Linked DNA regions of Homo sapiens: region 2 is linked to region 1. Evidence: chromatin contacts called from ENCODE Hi-C or POLR2A ChIA-PET data. All regions are on one chromosome and are shown on one strand. Each heading gives the region's core, a stretch centred on a gene start or an enhancer-like site at or near the end of the contact. The rest is flanking DNA. Distances are from core to core; before and after follow the strand shown.

Region 1 (3,376 bases), core at 744-3,243:
TGTTCCATATTGCATTTAATTCAACATTTTGATCTACACAAAAAGGCTATTTTACATGTACCTAATACTTTAGGAATCAAATTAGCAACTAAAGAAGAAAAGTCTTATTACAACATGGCCATTAGGTCCTAGGAAGAAGATTACCTTGGGGAACCGTCATCAACATGCATCCACTGCCAGTTTGAGAAGCTCATCTCATCTGGACTCTAGATACAGCCATAGGCTTCTGAATCTCTGTTGCTTGGCCTAGTGCAGCGTGTGGCATGAAGGAAGTGCCCAATAAACACATGCTGAATATCTACTGCTTGTCCGCAAATAAGAATTAAGTGCCTGGAAACCCAAACAGGGGCAGAAAAGCCACTTCCTGCCCAGAAATTGCTCTGTGATTAATTTCATTGTTCATCTAGAACTAACACCATCTTGAAATACCGATGTTTGCATTAGTTTGCCAGGGCTTCCATAACAAGGTACCACACAGTGGGTGCTTAAACAATAGGAGTTTCTTCTCTCATAGTTCCAGAGGCTGCAAGTCCCAACTCAAAGTGCTGCCAGGGCTGGCTTCTTCTAAGACCACTCTTTTTAGCTTGAGGATGGCCTTCTGCTCCCTGTGCCCCACATACATCTCCCTCCTTGCAGGTCTGTCCAAATCTCTTCTTACAAGGACACCAGAGATCAGATTAGGGCTTACCCCAGTGAACTCATTTTAACTTAATTACCTCTTTAAAGACCCTGTCTCAAAAAACAGTCACATTCTGAGACACTGGGGGTTAGGGATTCAACATACACATTTTGGGGGAATAGAACTCAGTCCGTAATAATGTTGAACACATCTGACGTTTAGGGGTCAAAAAGAAAAATCAGAAGAACTTTCCTGAATCCAGTTATCATTCATCCCCAAAGGCTCGATCTGTTACCCTTTCTCCGGATTATTTTGAATGCTTTACTGCATGACTAGACCTATGTCAGTTGCTATCAGAGAGTGTTGCTTCCTTCCATGTTAATGCAAGCCCCTCAGCAAGATTGGATCTCTAAAATGCCTTCAGCCAGCTTAGTACAATGCCGAAAAGCTCTAGAAGTTACTTTATGTATTTGTTTGACTGACTACAGAAAAACACCCATCTCAGCAACTCATAAAGCAGAAGGAGAGGCATTAGGGGTAGTGTTGTCAGCAGGGCCAGGGGGCAGTGCATAAAGCCCTTTTATCAGTCAAATTCTGTGCTTCAGAGAACCTAGGTCGGTCCAAAGCACATTTTTCTAATTCATTCATGTCTGTGTGCGTGTACACGCGTGCGCACACCAGAAATCATTATAATATTTTTAAAGTGTGTCTACAAGGCTGTGATCTTTGGAGACTTTCAAAAATGAAAACAATCACAGGGTGCAGACATTGCCTGACAGGCAGGGGACTGAAAGCAAAATTAAATAATGAACAGGCCAAGGGCACTGGGGGCAGGAATCTGAAGTAGAAGCCTTCAGAGCAAGCACTTTGATAAAGAAAAGAAAGGCTACCGAAGGAAAAGCAATTAATGGGGAAGGGGCTGGTACTAAAATGAGCCCAGGGAAAGCTGCTGGGGACAGGAGGGAGGGCAGGGTGCACTGGAGAGTGGTGGGGTGGTGGTGGGGGAACCAACGTGCTCGCCAGGCCGTCATTAGCCCAGAATTATCAGGCACCTGAAACAACAAGGTCAAGAATGTGACCTGAACGATAGATGAAATATTTGTTTAGGAAGCCACATGCTGGGAGAAAGACTCAAAGAGTTAAACTGGGGTGCTTACCTTTTCTGATTGTAGAATTAAACAACAACAAAAATACAAGCAAAGCCTATAGATTCATTTTATTAATGTCCTGAAGAAAACTGATCAGATACTGAGTGTGGGGAGACAGCAGGCTCTGTCTGATCTCTCAGTGTAGGGACCAGAAGGGCAGGGGGAGGAACGCGGGCATAGACTGGGCCTCAGCCCCTCCCCAGCAGGGCCAGCAGCCTCGCCAACCAGGGCATCCGGATTCCAGGCCTCCTGGACAAAGGGCCCTTCCCCCCTTGTCAGCCTTCCTGTTCCCTGGGATTGTGTGGCCCAACCCTTTGATCAAACTAGGGTATTATGTCTACAGACAACTGCTTTAAATATCAAGGTTTCAGGGCTGGCTCTTGGGTCCCTCAGCTTCTCCATTAAAAAAAAAAAAAAAAAAAAAAAAGCAAGTATATGCCTGGGCTTTTTAGGATTTCTGTTTTCCACCTTAAAATAACCTGGTCTCTAACAGGGCTTTCCAAAGCTGTCCCAGCCCTTGGAAAATGTCAGAAGATGACCAGGTGGACGCATCATGAACAGAAATCGGCAGCTTAGTGTTTCTGCTGGTTGTGGCCTAAATGCTCTTTTACAATGGAAGGAGAATCTACTCGTGGCCAATGTGAATTTCGAAAAAGTTGTACTTGAAGTAACGGACTGGGAGCCAGGATTCTAGGGTTCCAGACCTGGTTCTGCAGCACACTCTGAGTCTTTTAGTCATTTAGTCTCTCTGGATTAGAGTTTTCCCTTTTTACACAAAAAGGGATGTTTTTGGATGTTTAAACTTGCCAAGCTCTGATGCCAGATTTAAAAATCCTACAATTCTTTCACTGCTATGTATTCCCTAAAAAGAACGTTCTGCCTGACCCTGCAATAACCTAAGTACTATGTATTTCATCAGCTTCAAGAAATAGTTAAATGGAAAGACGAAAATGAAAAACTGTCTCGGATGGTAACACCTTCTCCATAACTCACCAATTTAATAAGGAGCTGGAGTCTAACATGGCCAGATCATAATACCTCTGGGTAACAGTTTTCTGATTTTACTTAGAGAAAATATAATAAAAATGCTATTCTAGATGGATCCATTTCTTTTGCCTCTTGCCCCATAAATCACTTCCCTTTCTAGTCAACAGAAAACCCCTCCCTCACAGTAGTAGCAAGAAAATTGAGGCAGGTGCAAGACAAGAGAAGTAGATCAAGTTGAGATCTATTGAAAATTGCAAAAGATTTGCCATAAAATTGTATTTAACAGAGCAAGAAATTCTGATGTATATCTGAAAGTAGCTTTGCTAAGTTATGATTGCGTTAGCCACATGTGGAAAAGTGCTGAGAATGTCTTATGATTATTATTGGTGACACATTTCCATGTCTTCTATTATCTGAACTCAATGGGATTACTCTTACTAGGTGTACTTATTGAATTTACATAGTGTAGGAGTTCACATTCTGAGGCTTTTCTTCTGGATTGTATGGAAGACGGTTCTGGACATCAGAATCCCAAGGTTTATTTAATTCTTTTTCTGATCTTTGTTTTTACATTTTAAAACATGTTATGAGACCTTATCAATTTCTCAGCACTTCTATTGCC
Region 2 (3,914 bases), core at 1,338-3,837, 250 kb after region 1:
TGGCTTCACCAGCCGCTGGACAGAGTTTCCATGTAGGACACCTGGTGTACCATCATTCCAGGGCCCTTGCCCTTAATTTATCCTAGCATGTGAGAAGTGTAGTTTGACATCCATTCATTTATTCATCTCACAAGTATTTATTGAGTACCTACTTATTAGAGCTAATCTCAAATTATGTGCAATCATTACTCTGAGTTATGCCATAGGATGGAGTAGATCTACAGTGATCTAACCTGAAAAGGCATTTTGAAATCTTAATTGCCTGCTGGAACCTCCCCCTGGCACTGCTTCCCATGGGCCAGTGTGGCTGTGCACACCCACACCCTCCCTACTGGGGAAAGACCCCAGCATTAGGCGATTTTACCTAAAAGTCGGTCCCACAGCACAGGCTCTGAAGCAGAACAGAAAGTGCCCGGGTCTGCAGGCAGACACGCTTCTGTTCCTGGCTGCAGCTCCAACCAGCTCTGTGAAATTGGGCGAGTCATTTCACCTCTGTTCCTCCATTTCCTCATTTCTAAAATGGGGATGAGGACCTGACCCTTCCACCTTTGTGCAGTTATTATGAGGATTTCCGTATTTACTTGGGTCAAGCTGCCAATTTTTCTCAGCAGTTATATCGACAATGCAGGTGCACTGGCTAGGAAGAATAATTGCCTAATTTGGGGCCTTCAGAATGTGTCTTTTGATCTTGCATCCAAGTGTGCGTACTGAGACAGGGTGGGCAGCAGGGGCCAGTTGGAAGGAGTGGAAACTGTCACTAATGTAAACAGACTGTCCCCACGTTCTGTCTTCTCCGGGGACCAACCTGTTCACAGAAATCACTATCATGTACTTACTGTTGGTGGTGTAATGTTGTCCTCTGCCTGGGGAGGTGGAAGAGTGGTGTGCCAAGGCCACCAGTCTTAAGTCAGACTACCTTGGGTTCAAGTCCTGGCTCTACGAGTTAGCAGCTGTGTGATGTTAGGCAGGTTACTTGACCTCTCTGTTTCAGTGTTCTTTTCAGTAAAACGGGAAGGTAGTAACCACCTCATTGACATTAAACAGCGCCTGGGGATTGCCAATCACGAAGGTGGTGGTGATTGGCAGGAAACCTGTGACATCACTTAGCCCCTTGCCTTCCTTGATCCCTTTTCAAAAACCTGTGTTTGTGCACACACCCCTTCCCCTTGCAGTTCCCCCCCACCTGCCTCCTCTCCTCCCTTTCTCGCTTTCTTTTTTCTATTTTAGATTTTAAAGTACAGTAGAGACCTCGACACTAGACTTGTTTAGAAGACCTCACTGAGTGGATAATAATAAATTATTTGAAGATGGTACTAATAAGGTCTCTGGAGTACACATGATGGGCCAGGCTAAGGTTAGGGGCAATAACTTTTCCTTAGGAAGTTTGGTTTACTAGGTCTCCCTTAGAGTTAGGCCCTTCATCCCTATTACTTGTTTAAGGGAGATTTCAAGTGCATTCAGAGGGAAAGGGAGATGATTGTGGAACTCCTACTATAAGCTAAGTGCTCTTATGTTAGCTCCTTAGGCTTGACATAAAAACTTCATTCAGGGAACAAGCCCGATCTCCTGTGGGGAGTGGGGAGGGAGCCCTCTCAGGAAGGCTGAGGCCTGCCTGTCTGTCCTTCCCAGTACTGGTGGCGGTGTGGGACGCACCACTGGGAAAGCTAAGAGGCCTAGACTATCTAGGTAAGAAGAGGCGGCCTTGGATCCCCCAGGGAGCAATCAGCTGGCTGCACAGAGTGGGGAGGGCCTTGAGCTGGTCTTTGAAGAATTAGGGGGATTTAGATAAGCCGGAAGGGGAGGGGGCATTCCATTGCCGGTTGCCCAGCATCAGGGCCAAAAATGAACAAAGGCCTGGGGGTGGGCAGGGCAGCCGGCATGAAGGGCACTTGTTGGAGCAGGGGGCAGCTCGTGGGTAACGGGGTGCCAAGCATGGGTGCCTGAGCCCACTGTCAGACCCGGGGAGTGCACGGGAGGGAAGGTTGTGAGCTGGAGAAGGATGGGATGAGAAGAGATCTGTGAAAAACGTGGGTGGCAAGGGGTGAGGGCTGGACTGGAGAGGCTGAGGGAGACCAGTGGTGGAAAAGCTGCAGCAATGCAGGTGGGAGGCGCTGAGGGCCTGGCCCCCAAGGCAGGAGGGGAGAGCAAAGGAGGTGAGGAAGGCTTCAGAGATGGCCTCTAGGTTTCCATGGTGAAGGACCAGAAAATAAGGCCAATGGGAGGCGGGGAGGGGGCAGCCTTAGAGGCAGGAACAAGGAGGGGTAGGGTTGGTTTGGGCCACGTTGATAGCAGTGGTTCAAAATGCTTTTCTCTTTCTTTTCTGCTTATTTTTAAAGGGAGAGGGTAGGCTTCGCTCATGGTTTTGTATCCAAAGTTTCAGTGGCTCTCTGGGAGGAACTTCAGTGGAGAATCCTCAGGAGCAGAGGAATGATCACAGCCCCATGGTTCCTTCTGGTTATTTTTAAGATTCTAACCATCCCTGTTCAGGCCGGAATTTCCAGGAACTGGCTGCTGCCCAGCGCCAACTGGTCCCTCCCAACCTCCCACTCCCTGCAGGGTGGGGCCCCATGGGTGGAGGCTCCTTAGGGTGGAGTTGGGTGGGTCTCCAGTGATAGGGAGGGCACTGAGCAGAGGCAGATGAGAGGCAGTGTGGCCTCACGCAGCCCTTCTGGATTTGATTATATAACACTTCATAGAGGAGAATTGTGAGGGCTTAGGCGAGGCCTTGTGAGATATGTACACAGCAGGATTAGACATTATGGGTATTTTTCAATTTATCTTGGGTTGCCTGCCCTTAAAACTAAAACACAAAATTGTCAGAGAGCATAAACAAGTGTGTAACCCTAGTAGGGAAAATGATTCGAGTTTGCTGCAGTTTCTCTAAGAAGGGTGTGGAATGCCACTAGCCAGATGGCCTTGAACTTAGAGGGTAGCATAGGTGTGGGTGTCCCCGCCCCCAGCCCTGCTTTGCTAGGCCTCAGTTTGGAAACTTGTCAGGCTTCTGCTTGGTTGTTACCTTTGCACCTGTCCTTATTGACATGCAAAATCAATTGCTTCACTTGGTCTTTCCGAAGTACAGGGTGTGGGCAGAATCTTATCTGAAGCCATGTCCTGTTTGGACAAGTTGGACTTGCCTTGGCAACTCTCCATAGGGTGGAGCAGATGGGTGGAGGCAGGAAAGTAAAATTGGGTGGCTTGTTAGCAGAGAGAGGAGAGAGGGTGGGTTGTTTGCTCACTGGATCATTATATTTCATCTGAAATGAAATAATTAACTTCTTTCCCATTTATAATACACATTAATGCAAAATAACTAATTCATGAGGGGCGAAGATTTAGAAACACCCCATGGAATTTTTCTCCTTTTCAAACCAGTCATAGAAGAGTAGGACAGGTGAAAATCACAGAGTGGCATGAAAATTTCCAAGAATGTCTAGGTAGGAAATTCCAGGTAGGTGCCAGTGCTTAGCTTTGTTTCAGGGAGCCTCCAGCTTAAAAATGCCTGCTGACATCTGTTGCCTGTCCCCTGTATTTCTGGCTAGGGCAACTGTCCTTAAATAATACTTGAGCCATTGGGGGATTTTGAAGAATTTGGGTAAAGAAACGAAGAGAGAAAAGTTTCTCTGGAAAGGAAGTTTAGCTACAGGGATGTTGCTTGCCTGCCCAGTTTTCCTAGCCAAGAATTACACACACACATGCACACACCGCCTTTTTTTTTTTTCTTTTTTTGCCTTAAGTTCCTTTGGGGAGTAAGGGTAGGGGAAGATAACATGTTTTCTCTTTGAAAAATCCAAAAACTTAGAAGAGTTGAAAGGGAGGCTTAGCGATGGTGTGTTAGTGTATTGCTCCGTATGCCTAGCCGAGGTCAGCTGGGAGACGGAAGTTTGCTTGGAGGAAGGCAGGTGATTTGGAGCCTC

What was found. Hi-C counts contacts between places; a loop is a spot of excess contacts on that map. ChIA-PET counts read pairs that join two places held with the same protein, here RNA polymerase II (POLR2A). Pooled maps may share reads with other maps.
Region 2: a loop to region 1 is called in a map of HepG2, with 3 times the contacts of the local background. The contact joins two enhancer-like sites. A Hi-C loop is called at or near these places in 1 of 168 maps with a recorded cell type or tissue (HepG2), 8 of 37 single-sample maps with no recorded cell type and 5 of 50 pooled maps. POLR2A ChIA-PET finds 5 or more read pairs at or near these places in 1 of 52 experiments (WTC11).

The regions. Positions count from the first base shown.
Region 1 is chr4:38,422,763-38,426,138 of GRCh38, forward strand. All of the region lies in intron 7 of LINC01258 (long intergenic non-protein coding RNA 1258), which reads right to left. Among named protein-coding and RNA genes, the nearest start is that of LINC02513, 58 kb to the left of the region's middle. RefSeq lists an enhancer at 1,924-2,456. Within about 2 kb of position 1,994, at least 2 of the 41 ENCODE cell types and tissues checked have a DNase peak (open chromatin) inside an H3K27ac peak, as active enhancers do.
Region 2 is chr4:38,670,729-38,674,642 of GRCh38, forward strand. All of the region lies in intron 1 of KLF3 (KLF transcription factor 3), which reads left to right. Among named protein-coding and RNA genes, the nearest start is that of KLF3-AS1, 7.8 kb to the left of the region's middle. RefSeq lists enhancers at 1,890-2,459, 2,415-2,718. Within about 2 kb of position 2,588, at least 28 of the 41 ENCODE cell types and tissues checked have a DNase peak (open chromatin) inside an H3K27ac peak, as active enhancers do.